2 separate regions of the Mus musculus genome follow, and region 2 is linked to region 1. Evidence: chromatin loops called from intact Hi-C (ENCODE). Cell type or tissue: heart. All regions are shown on one strand. Links, peaks and the distances in the headings refer to the core of each region. The heading gives the core; the rest is flanking DNA.

What was found. Peaks named below come from ENCODE experiments on the same cell type or tissue, not always from the same donor. Only the 100,000 strongest peaks of a DNase experiment are listed, where the experiment ranks them.
Region 2: it touches region 1 in a loop (2.2-fold over the local background); 2 of 42 quality-filtered maps call a loop at or near these places.

What each region holds. Positions count from the first base shown.
Region 1 is chr12:111,739,603-111,748,053 of GRCm38, reverse strand. It overlaps a transcript of Coa8 not described here. Among named protein-coding and RNA genes, the nearest start is that of Klc1, 15 kb to the left of the region's middle. In heart, for the core only: no CTCF peak of the experiment used is centred there; DNase peaks (open chromatin) are centred at 3,863 and 4,343; H3K4me3 peaks cover 165 bases; H3K27ac peaks cover 821 bases.
Region 2 is chr12:111,848,320-111,853,319 of GRCm38, reverse strand. The region is part of intron 4 of Ppp1r13b (protein phosphatase 1, regulatory subunit 13B); the gene reads left to right. Among named protein-coding and RNA genes, the nearest start is that of Zfyve21, 37 kb to the right of the region's middle. In heart, for the core only: a CTCF peak has its summit at 1,897 (motif pointing right); DNase peaks (open chromatin) are centred at 119 and 4,719; H3K27ac peaks cover 571 bases.

The sequences.
Region 1 (8,451 bases), core at 1,988-6,987:
TCAGTATATGCAATGCAGTGGACTGAGCCCAGGGCCCTGAGCATGCTGGGCAAGTGCCCCACTAACTGAGCTGCACCCCAGGAAAGGGCTCTTTCCTGCCCTTTTTGATGAACCTGAACATCACGGAACATGCACTAGAGAAGACGCCTGTTTTCAGCACAACTTAGAGCCGGTGACAGAGGCCATCAGAGGCCAGAGCAGGGTCAGGCTAGGTGCCTGGGCTCCTCTCATCTCCAGTTCCTCAGTACAGATCACGCTGTGTTAGTCATCCCACTTGAAAAACCCCAAGTGTGGGTACAGGTTCCTAAAGGGGTGCTGCAGCCAGCTCTGTTGCTAAGCTGCCCCCTTTCACTCATAGCTGTGAACCCCACCCTGGTCCTGCTTGGATCGTGGGAGGAGCTACCTATTAAAAGACAAAGCTGGGGTGTCCTTTAACATCTGAAACTCCAGATTACTGCAATTCCCTTGGCTCTCTACCCTGTCGAGACCCCAGCTGCCAACTAAACCCAGGTCAAGCGCTCTACCACTGAGCTACCGTCCCAATTCACAAACACTCAAAGATCTTGGTTTCTCCCTGCCCAGCCACAGGTCATCCGGACCCATCTCTGTGATTCGGCTTTGGCCTGGAGAACCCACCCAGCACTCTGCAGATGTTGGACAGGGAGCACAGTCTCCGTCTCTGGTTATTCAGCACCCCTGCAGGCCTGTGACAATCCCCAGTGTGAGCTGCCCATGTGCCTACATCTTTACCCCAAGACAGGCTTCCCTTTCCTTCTACAGCTCCCAAATGTTCTCCAAGTGCAGCTGGAGACAGCTGAGGAACGATTTCTAGGTCCCATATATTAGGCTTGCTCACATACATGGTGCTTAGAGAAGAGAACCATGTACCACTTCTGGCTGGACTCAAACCAAGGGGGCCGGCTAGGACTACATGTGTATGCAAACTCTTTGCAGAAAGGCACTGGGAAGGGTTATAGGGACACATACTTGTAATCTCACAAACATCAGGAGTTCAAGGTTAACCTCGGCTACACAGCAAGTTCAAAGCCAACTGGGCTACATCAGACCTTGCCTCAAAAACAAAAGGAGAAAGGTGTGGGGTGGGATGAAGGCCCCAAACAGAGGCATACCTCTAGCTACTGTCTTCCCATCCAGGTTCCGACCTGTGCAGATAGAGAGGGCAGCCAAAGCCCACCTGCTCAGGGACTAGTCAGATTCCATGGGCCAGTTGAATGGTTCAACCTGCCTGGCCCTGGAAGACCAAACCAACCTCTGCAGAAGGTCGTAATAGATATTGCATAGGTAACCTCGGAGTTGGTTCTGCACAGGTTGAGATGGTACACACTGAGAAGATAGTGCCCATCAGAAAGCAGATGGGGGGTGGGGGGGGCCTGGCTTGGCCCGGCCCCAGGGAGGCCCAGTCCTCCAGCCCTCAGGATTCCCTCTGCACAACCTTCCCTCAGCAACCATGGTCAAGGCCTAGCCCCAGCGCTGATCCAGAGTCCCACACTCTCATTTCTCACGAGTGTCAGCCAGAGCAGGGAACATCGCCCCATTTTACAAATAGAGAAACTGAGGCTTCAAGCAGGACACCGGTGGAAAGGCTTCTACTCAGGTCCTGTGCCATGCTGCCCCAGGGAAGTAAGCCCGAAGCTTCCAGAGTTCTAGTCCAACTGGCCACTGGCAGCTTTTTCTCACCATCCAGCCATTCTGTTCCAAAGCTGCTGAGCACGCAGGCTGTTCCCACCCCACCCCACACAGGAAGCTCCTCTCCCTTCTCTGACCCAGCACCGCCCATCCTCCTAGCGCATGCCCAGAGCCCTCTTCTTGGCCTCCTCTGTGCTAATTATAGAATTATATAGACATGTCTCCTGGGGCTGCAGAGCCAAATGCCAAAATCCCCACAGCTGAGAACAGCAGCAGCCTTTCTCTCAGTTCTGGGGCAGAGGCTCACCACTGAGGGGAAGGGAGCAAAGGAAGGCTCACCCCCTCCTCATATTCCCTTCCTATTCTTTTGTTAAGTCAGGGTCCCACTATAGAGCCCTGGAACCCACTATGTAAACCAGGCTGGCCTCGAACTCACAGAGATCTACCTGCCTCTGCCTCCTGAGGGTGTACTGTATCTGTCTTTAACCTTACTTCCTATTCATTTGGGTGCACCCACACTCATGCTACATGGTACATGCAGAGGGAACTTGAAGTTCCTTCCTTCCACCGTGTGGGTCCTGGGAATGCAAGTTGTCAAGGCTTGGTGGCCAACACATTCGCCCACTGAGTCACTTACCAGCCCTCGATCCTGTTTAAAGTTGTTTATTATTTTCTGGGCAGGGTGTGGTTGCAACAACACAGGCAGAGCCTCTCTGGGGCTTACCACGTTGTCCCTGCCTTCTGGTAACATGGCCGGGTAGTGACCCTCAGATGGCCAGACCCTTGATGGTTCCCAAGCCCTTGGGATGACAGCTTAAGTATAATCACCTGCCTGTCCACAAAGACCTCTCTCCTCCCACATCCCACTACCCACGACACAAAGGCCACCCTGCCCCAGGCAGCTGCAGGATACAGCAGTTACACCTATTAGTCACGGGATCTTCTAGAGCACCCGCCCTTGTCACCTGCTATCCCTGCACGCTCTAGCCAGGCCCCATTTCCACAGCACTCAGTCTTGTAGCAAGCTGTGTAATCTATATCTACTGCATAGATCCCCGTCTTTCTCTTCCTTCCTCTCTCCTCTCTCCCCCATCATATCATATAATATGTTCACCAATGCTCTCCTGAACCTGTAGCAGTGACTCAGAGCCTGTCTGTCCCCTCGGCTTGCACCAGACAGCAGCCATGATCATGACCAGCCATGTTTGTAATAGCAGGGCTCTGGTTCCAAACTGCAGCTAGGCAGAGCCCCGAGACCCAAGGCCTGCCTTGGGACGATGAAGGACACCCAGGACTCTCCCAGCTCAGCTCAAAGGATGCCATGATCCACGGAATAAATGTCTGAGGACCCTGAAGGGTCCCCACATATGTTCTCTTTCACTATTGAGTGAGGGTCCAGGTGTGATAACAGCATCTGATATGTCTGTTAGTGGAATGAAGCGACAGAGAGCCATGGGTTAGGGACCCAGAGGATCCTAGCTCTGCCCTTGAAAGGTTGTTTCTTCATGACCATATGATCAGAGTCTGATGTCCACAGCCAGAGGTGTGTCCACGATGCTCTAACTAGATGGAACTAAGGCTAGCCACAGTGTGGGAGCTGGCAGTGTGCAGGTGGCACCAAGGCAGAGTGAACAGCACACTAGAACTAGGCTGCTACATGGCTGACCACGTGGAGAGGCTCGGAAGCTCGAAGGACATATGGGACACAATTTTCTGTTTGTTTGTTTGTTTGTTTGTTTGGTTGGTTGGTTGGTTTGATTTGGTTTTTCAAGACAGGGTTTCACTTCAGTTTCACTTCACAGCCCTGGATGCCCTGGAACTCACTTTTATAGACCAGGCTGGCCTCAAATTCACAAATCTACCTGCCTCTGCCTCCAGAATGCTGGGATTAAAGGCGTGAGCCACCACACCCAGCAGTGGGACACAATTTTTATTTTAAAAAAGCAAGTTTCCTTCACCTGGACTGTAACACACACACACACACACACACACACACACACACACACACACACACTCACATACACCCCACCCCCCCCCACACACACACTGCAGATGGTCTTCCCCAGAACAGCTCCTTGGTGCAGGTGCGGGGGGATGGGCAGGACAGAAGCAAAATGATGCCCTTTCCCAGAGCGTGTGCCAAACGCTCAGGCTTGCTTTCTGTTCCTCTTTTCACCCCCACGAGAGGCTGGCGCCTATTTCAGTGCCCAGCGCCTCCCTGGGTACCAGGGTGTTCTGGGGCAGCAGGGCTGTCAGCTGGACCCAGGAAGAGCCTCCTCTGGCCACCTCCTCGCTCTGTCTGACCAGCTCATCCTCCTCCAGCGGGAACCCTTGTACTTTTCCACGGAGGACTGACTCAGGACGAAGTGGAGCCAATTACAACAATCAATAATCAGCCGTTGGAAGCAACCAGAATGTTTCTAGGAGACCGGTCGATTCATTTTTTACAACATAAAAGTAAAAAAAATCCTTGGCAGATGCCCACAGTCAGTAGCAAGTTCCTTAGCAGACACAGGACCTAGGGTACAAGGACGAATGCCACTGAGGGCTAGGGTCTATCTTTTCTGATGGCTTAGAATAGTCTCGTGAGCACCCTAGCTCTTCTCAGTACCTCATGGGAAGCCCTCACACACACTGAGTACCACTGTGAGTTATGGTGGCCAGCTCCAAGCAGCTGTAAGCAGCTGTTTTCTTTCAACATGGGAGTGGGGGGGACAGGACTTGAGAACGCTGGGCTGTGAGGTCAGCCAGTCTCAGAAACTGGATCCTGTAGGGCTCCACATGTGTGAAGTCTCTAAAACATCGGATTCATAGGACAGGGGCACAATGAAGGGGGCTGCCAGGGCTGCATGAAGGCAGGGAAGTGGAATTTAGAAAGTGAACAAGTGCTGGAGATGGTGTCACATGATCTTGGAGTCATGTGACTCAGCAACATGCACTTGCTTAGTGCCTCTGAGCTGCATCTTTAGGTAGTGAGAGGAAACTGGGAAAGGCAGAAGGATCCAGGGTTCGAGGCTGGAGGCTTGTTTGTCACGGCAGTGCACACTTTTGACATTAGCACTTGGGAGGCAGAGACAGACCGATCTCCGCGAGTTTGAGGCCAGCCTGATCTGCATAGTGAGTTCTGGTACAATCAGGGCTATATCGTGCCACCCTGTCTCAAACAAACAAAAAAAGAATTCGGGCTGGCGAGATGGCTCAGTGGGTAAGAACACCCGACTGCTCTTCCAAAGGTCCAGAGTTCAAATCCCAGCAACCACATGGTGGCTCACAACCATCCGTAACAAGAACTGACGCCCTCTTCTGGAGTGTCTGAAGACAGCTACAGTGTACTTACATATAATAATAAATAAATCTTTGAAAAAAAAAAAAAAGAAAACCTTTTGGGCTGGTGAGATGGCTCAGTGGGTAAGAGCACCCGACTGCTCTTCCGAAGGTCTGAAGTTCAAATCCCAGCAACCACATGGTGGCTCACAACCATCCGTAACGAGATCTGATGCCCTCTTCTGGAGTGTCTGAAGACAGCTACAGTGTACTTACATATAATAAATAAATAAATAAAACAAATATGTATTTAAAAAAAAAAAAAAAAAGAATTCAAGGCTATCCTTGGTTATGAACTGTGTCACGGCCTGGACCATGTGAAACCTTGGTTTAAAAACAAAAGGTGCTAAGTGCTTAGAATCATTTTGTTTCCTACTTAAAAAAATAAATGTACAGCCGGGCATGGTGCCACACGCCTTTAATCCCAGCGCTCGGGAGGCAGAGGCAGGTGGATTTCTGAGTTTGAGGCCAGCCTGGTCTACAGAGTGAGTTCCAGGACAGCCAGGGCTACACAAAAAAAACCTCCTGTCTTGAAACAAACAAACAAACAAACAAATGTATTTATTAAGGCCAGGCGGTGGTGGCACAGGCCTTAATCTTGTCACAGGTCTTAATTTTGAGAGGCAGACGCAAGTGGATCACGGTGAGTTTGAGGCCACCCTGTGATTTCCAGGCCAGCTAAGCTACATACACAGTAAGATTCTGTCTCAAATAAATACAAAAGTTAAATTAAAAAAGAAAAAAAAAACTTGAAGGCTGGTTGTGGTGGCACACAGCTTTAATCACAGCACATAGGAGGCAGGTGCAGGTGGATTTCTGTGAGTTTGAGGCCACACAGAGAGTTCCTCCTGGAACAGCCAAGGCTACACAGAGAAACCCTGTCTTAAAGAAGAAGAAGAAGAAGAAGAAGAAGAAGAAGAAGAAGAAGAAGGAGGAGGAGGAGGAGGAGGAGGAGGAGGAGGAGGAGGAGGAGGAAGAGGAGGAAGAGGAGGAAGAGGAAGAAGAAGAAGAAGAAGAAGGAGGAGGAGGAGGAGGAGGAGGAGGAGGAGGAGGAGGAGGAAGAAGAAGAAGAAGGAAGAAGAAGAAGAAGGAAGAAGAAGAAGAAGAAGAAGAAGAAGAAGAAGAAGAAGAAGAAGAAGAAGAAGAAGAAGAAGAAGAAGAAGAAGAGGAGGAGAAAAAAAAAGCAGGCCTGAGCCCCCCTGCCTCAGCACAGGTGTGGAGGTGAGAGAACTTTCTGGAAGTCAGCACTGACACGGGGTCTGTCTGCTTGCCTTGCTGGCACTCTAGGCTTACTGGCCTGTAGGCTTCCGCCTGATCTCCTGCCTTCAACCCCTCTCAGCCTCCTTCGATCTCTGAGATGCTCCCCACCCACTCAGGCAAAAGGGATAAAGCATCAGGTTGGGTAGAGAAGCATTAGTGGAAAGGCCTTCCTCTGGGACAGCCGGAAAGGGCTATATAAGAGGGCGGTCCCTTGAAGAGGTAAGGCTGCTTGCAACTCCTAGCCTGAGGGCTTCCTGTGGTCAGACTGGTTTTCCGCCAGACTAGTGGGCAGATAATGGAAGTCCCCTGGGCATTTCCAGTGTCCTGCACATCTGGAGTTCCTTAAGGTCCTGCAGTAGCTAACGCATAGGCCAGACTCGGAGACTATAGACAAGAAGGTTATCCCAGAGCTGGAGAGATGGCTCATAAATTAAGAGCACTGACTGCTCTTTAAGAAAACCTGCGTTCCATTCCAGGCACCTACGTGGCCACTTACAATTGTCAGCAACTTCTGTTCCAAGGGATCCAATGCCCTCTTTTGGTTTCCACAGGCACCAGGCATGCACAGACAAACATGCAGGTAAAACAGCCATACATAAAATATTTTTTAAAGGTCACCTGGGTGCCAAGTACCTGGCAGGTTGCGGGTGACAGTGTGGGAGGCAGAAGGGAAGACAAGCCCTAGGGGACAGTGGTTTAATCCCTTCAGGGCTTTGCCAGTCTGGGGTGACGGGAAGGCACACCTTGGGTTAGGGGACAGTCTCACACAGGAGTAAAGGGGTAGAGAGGCTGCTGTCGCCCTGGTGTCTAGAGAAGAGATGCTGGGTATGGGTGAGCTACAAGCCCGAGAAAGGGGTACAGGCTGGACTTGACTGATTTGCCAAAAGTTTCAACTTCTTCCTCCAGAAATCATGGTCCTCGTGTGACAAATGCCACACTGGAGAAGCGAAGGCAGGAGGAAGAAGCATTTAGGCTAGCCTAAGGTTATATACGGAGTTCCAGAAGTCTGAGTACACAATGAAACTCTGTCTCAAAAAATATATATACATATACATATACATATACATATACATATACATATACATATACATATACATATACATATACATATACATATACATATACATATACATATACATATATATGAGGGGGGCTGGAGAGGTAAGAACACTCACTGAAGTTAAGAGCACTGACTGCTCTTCCAGAGGTCCTGAATTCAATTCCCAGCAACCACATGGTGGCTCACAACCACCATCTCTAATGGGATCTGATGCCCTCTTCTGGTGTGTCTGAAGACAGCTACAGTGTGCTCATATAAACAAACAAACAAACAAACAAACACACAAACAAATCTTTTTTTAAAAAAACAAAACAAAACTATGAGGGCCAGGCCTGGTAACACAAGCCTTTAATCCCAGCTCGTGGAAGGCAGAGGCAGGAGGATGTAAGTTGAAGGTCACTTCTGTCTACACAGTGAAAACTTGTCTCAATAAATAACTTATTTGTTAAAACGGGTGAGTGGTGGTACCTGAGGTGGTACCATATGGAATCTGCTGAGCCCACAGCCGAGTGAGGCTGGGATGAATGAGGGTAAGGGTGGGGCTGCCTGGCTTCCAGGAAAGACAGGAGATGGGCTGGGGGAGCTTCTGCTCACATCATCCACGGGGAGGTCTTTGCTGGAGGCTCAGAACAAAGGTGAGATGCTGCAGGTTCCAGGGACACCGGACAAGGGCAGTCCTGGCACTGTGGCAGAGATACATTGTTCTAAACAAACTGTTCACTCAAGCCACTCTCACTCACAGCAAGACTGAGCAGAAGGTGAAGTCCCGTGTGCACTCTGATTCCTCCCATGCATTGGCTCATTTGAAGCATCATCGGACCATGGGACACACAAGGGCCACTGGTGCTGAATATGCCCTGGATTTGCACAAATGCGTAAAGAAAGGTCACCAGCCAGGCGGTGATGGTGCACTCCTGGAGGCAGAGGCAGGTGGATCTCTGTGAGTTTGAGGGCAGCCTCCTCGTCTACAGAGTTTCAAGACAGCCAAGGCTACACAGAGAAACTCTGTCTCAAAAATCAAGAAAGAAACTCATCACTTCAGCATCATTTACAACTGTTTCCCTGCCTGAACATCTGTGCTCAGCTTGCTGACTCTGCCCTCCATCCTTGATCACCCTTCATCTTTGTGAGTGTGTGTGTGTGTGTGTGTGTGTGTGTGT
Region 2 (5,000 bases), core at 1-5,000, 110 kb before region 1:
AACACAGAGGTGGGGTCAGGCCAGGATGCACCTGCTTCTGAAGCAGCTTTTGCTTAGTCTGCGATCCTTGCTGTGGGTGGATAGCTGTTATTTCTTCTCCTTGCCAGCAGTTCTTGCCACACCTCTGCCTGGGATGCCGTCCAGGGTCACCTCCGGCTCAGGCTTTGCTCAGTGCATCTGGCCCCCAGCTGCTCCTTCCTGTACAGTGTCGTCTCCTCTTACACTGCTTTGTATGGGTATTGCATGATCTCAGGAAGCTCTCTGCGTTCATTCAGTGGATTTGGGGTATAGGGAAATTAGGAATAAGTAGTCCCCTGTTTATGAGTGAGGCCATCTAACTTTATTCTGACTTTGTCAGACTTATTGATTCTGAGGATCAGCATCTATTAATAATTCTACAAAGGTCCCTATAGACATTCCATTCCCTTTTTCCTGTTGGATCTTGATTAGCTACCGGTCTTGTTTTGTTCTTCCTGGCTCTTAAATGTCTTTTGCTTTGTGTTGTATTCTGCATTCTTTAATAGAGACATTTTTCAGCCAATGAATTTGTCTTCAGCTATATTCAAACAGCTATTTGTCTGTTTGGTTGTTTAGTACATATCAGGTAGTCTTAATATTTGTAATGGAAAAAAAGACAAAGTCCAGGAGGAAATACTTGAGACTCATATGCTTGACAATTAACCTATGCTAATTACTTATCACTAAAGATAAAGAACTCTGAAAACTCAGTAAGTTTTATTCGTGTTTTTATTTAAAATTTTTTATACATTTTTATCATGTATTTCTCCTCCCCAGCTCCTCCCAGATCCTACCCACCTAACTTTGTATTCTCTCTCTTAAACCTCTCTCTTAACAAATGGGGGAAAAACCCACAAAACAAACAAAAAATAATAAGACAAAAATGCCAAAGTGCAACATAAAGTTCACCAAAAAAAAAAAAAAAGTGGCATTTATTTTGTGTTTGGAGCATGACCTGCCCTGTAGAGCTGTTGATATACCCAGTGAGAGAAAACTGATTTTCCTTAGCCAGTGGGTATCAATTGTAAATAACTTCTTGGTTAGGGGAAATAACCCAGTTTTTAAGAATTGGGCATGGGTTCACCAAGGGAGATCCATGAATGCCTGGTTAAGCACATGGAATTGGGTTCAACATCATTAATGTTCAGGAAAATACAAACAAAATCATTTGAACATCCGATGCTAAAAGGTACACATAGCAAGCTTGATCTGGTGTGGAGAGGAGAGGCAGGAATCCGAACGCATTGCTGGGTGGGATGTGGATGCTGTAATCTGCAGAGCACTTGGCAACTTGGAACAGTTTATGTCAGTCTGCCATATAAACCACATCCTGCTCCTGAGAGAGAAGCCAGTCTCTGTGCAGACTTGTGTGTGAGTGGCTGCAGCAGCTGCTAGAGGCCATAGCCAAGACAGGCAAAGCCTGAGGGCAGATGCGAGCTTTGTGTTCCTTTTGTTGCCCAAGGCTCTGCCTTCTGGTGATTGTTCTCTTTGCTCAGTGAAGCTTTTCGAATGGAAAAACACCCATATGCATAAAATAAACTAATTAGAAATTTAAAATAAATATGTTTGATCTTGTATTTAGATGGTTACCATGAGTGTAGCTCTGGGTGTCCTATCAGCTATGATCTTGGAAACAGTCACTTGCTGGTACTTTGCTTATGGTTCTCATTAGAATCAACATTCACTGGGTTTTTGCAGCAGGGTCTTTTCTGTGGCCCTGGATATCCTAGAATGACTCATAGAGGTCTGCCTGCTGGGATTATAGGTATCCTCACCGTGCCTGGCACTGGCTAGCTCACATTTTCTCTCGTTACATATTTGTTTGCTTGTTTTATGTGAATGAGTGTTTTGCATGCATGAATGTCAGTACTCATGGAGGCCAGAAGAGGGCATCAGATCCTCTGGACCCAGAGTTATAGACAGTTGTGAGCCACCATGTGAGTGTTGGGAACTAAATCCAGGTCTTCTGCAAGAACAAGTGTTTACAATTTCTGAGCCATCTCTTCAGCTCCTCTTTTTGTTTCTTTTTTGTTGTGAACTATCCATACAGAAAAAAAATGTATAAAATGTACAATTTAAAGAATTACTCAGGACTAGAGAGCTGGCTCAGTGGTTAAGAGCACCGACTGTTCTTCTGAAGGGCCTGAGTTCAAATCCCAGCAACCACATGGTGGCTCACAACCATCTGTAATGAGATCTGATACCCTCTTCTAGTGGGTCTGAAGGTAACTACAGTGTACTTACATATAATAAGAAATCTTTAAAAAAAAAAGAATTACTCAGAGGCTGTTGGGATTACTGGTCAAATGTAGAATTTCTGAACTTATTCTTTTTAAACCAATCCTATGTTGTTTGTTTTAGCTTTGCAGACACTTAACACAGATGTTTAGTGAAGGTAACTTTTAAACTTCTGCTGAGATTTCACAGGTTGTTTTAGAGAAAGAAATATAAACAAAAAAGCAGTTGTATTAAAAATACAACAGAGGGCTGGTGAGGTGGCTCAGTGGTTAAGAGCACTGACTGCTCTTCCAGAGGTCTTGAGTTCAAATCCCAGCAACCACGTGGTGGCTCACAACCATGTGGAATGGAATGGAATCCAATGCCCTCTTGTGGTGTTTTTAATCCAGCAGAAGTAGAGCAAGGTTCCAAAGTAAGCTGTGGTGCAGTTAGCTGCATCAGAGTCCCCAGAGGGTGTGCAGTTAGCTGCATCAGAGTCCCCAGAGGTGGTGCAGTTAGCTGCATCAGAGTCCCCAGAGGTGGTGCAGTTAGTTAGCTGCATCAGAGTCCCCAGAGGGTGTGCAGTTAGCTGCATCAGAGTCCCCAGAGGTGGTGCAGATAGTTAGCTGCATCAGAGTCCCCAGAGATGGTGCAGTTAGCTGCATCAGAGTCCCCAGAGATGGTGCAGATAGTTAGCTGCATCAGAGTCCCCAGAGGTGGTGCAGTTAGTTAGCTGCATCAGAGTCCCCAGAGGTGGTGCAGTTAGTTAGCTGCATCAGAGTCCCCAGAGGTGGTGCAGTTAGTTAGCTGCATCAGAGTCCCCAGAGGTGGTGCAGTTAGTTAGCTGCATCAGAGTCCCCAGAGGTGGTGCAGTTAGTTAGCTGCATCAGAGTCCCCAGAGGTGGTGCAGATAGTTAGCTGCATCAGAGTCCCCAGAGGTGGTGCAGTTAGTTAGCTGCATCAGAGTCCCCAGAGGTGGTGCAGTTAGCTGCATCAGAGTCCCCAGAGGTGGTGCAGTTAGTTAGCTGCATCAGAGTCCCCAGAGGTGGTGCAGTTAGTTAGCTGCATCAGAGTCCCCAGAGGTGGTGCAGATAGTTAGCTGCATCAGAGTCCCCAGAGGTGGTGCAGTTAGTTAGCTGCATCAGTCATCAGAGGGTGTGAAGTTAGCTGCATCAGACTGGTGCCAGAGGTTGCAGGAGGGAGCAGGAGTGATCAGAGGCCTCCGGAGACAGTTAGAGGCCACTACACTGAGAGCTTAGATTAAATCTCTTTTTTGAGACAGTTCCTGTTACTGTCTAGGGGTCTTGATTGGGTTCATCTTCTCTGCCAGGTAAAGATTAAAAGAGAAAATTCTCAACCACGGCAGGGGCAGCAGGGGGCAGCAGGGGTAGCGGCTGATCTCAGACAGCAGACAGCAGACACGCTGAAAGAAAGGCTGTAAGGGGTGAACACACACACACACACACGCGCACACACACACACACACACACACACACACGTGCACACGCGCGCACACACACGCACACACACCCGCCCCCGAGTCTTTCCTGGAGGACTGAGGGTTCTAAGGGTCTCTGAAGGAGGTCTTCCTTCCTCAATTAGGGTTGTTGAGTTTGAACCATGACAGAGAGGCTGATGGGTCCATAGCTGTGGGGTAAAGATCTGACCTTGAACTTGCAGGACCGACCAGTCCATAGTCAGTACCCACAGGAAGTTCACCATCTTTACTATCTAACTCTTGCCCGCGCTGGACTGGCCAGCAGTAACGACGTTGCAACAGGATCCTTCTGCACACGTTTATTGGGAGAGCTTGATTGCAGAGGCGAAGAGACCCTGAGCCCAGAGCTGGTGCTGCTTATATAGGCCTAGGAGAGGCGTGTCTCACACCCGGATTGGTTATGCACTACGCCTCATTTGCATGTTCCTCATCTGATTGGCTACTCTCTCTCTGTACCTCACAGAGCCTCATTATCATACCTCATTTGCATGTCTCACATCTGATTGGTTATACTCTCAAAACCTCATTATCATGCCCGGGCAAGGCAGTGTCTTTGCAAAAAACTTTACTGCATATGTACACATTGGTTGTTTGTCCAAACTTATGCGTGGTGGCCAGCAGTAGTCAGTGCCACTCTGCAACGGCACATGTGGCTTCCCACATCTAACTTGGTCCATCTCCCTATCTGTGAGACTATCAGGGAATCTTAATAGTCCTTCAGGAGTATGGGCGGTGGCTCTGCCTCAGCAACCATTAACTGTCAGTAACTCTTGCGGAAGAGTTACTGTAGTGACTGTGTAGTCTGGTGAACCCGTACCCATCCCTGACAGGCTGCTGACCGGCCACTCCCATGCAGCTCCTGTACAAGTAATCAGATCCACTGTGAGGCCAAGAGCTCAGCAGGCATGCCGTGTCCCGAGTCAGGATCCCATGGCACTCCTCTGTCCTCAGCTCTCACCGTCTGTGCTCACTGTTCATGATGTCCCTGAGCCTTGATCTGGGCGGCATAGATAGATATTTACAGCCAGGCATTCTGTTGTCACTTGTTCTCAGCATTGGGCCAATTATAACTCTCCACACAGCAGCACTGGCCTCCGGACATAAACCACGTATTTAGAAGGCAGTGTGATGGTCACAGGATGTCCAGCAGCCAGACAGCAGGATTAGCTCATCCTCCAGGGCCTGTGACTAACGTAAAACAGCAGGCCTCAGCTCCCTCCACAGAGCAGGCCTCAGCTCCCTCCTGTCAGAAAGCAGTTGATGGCCC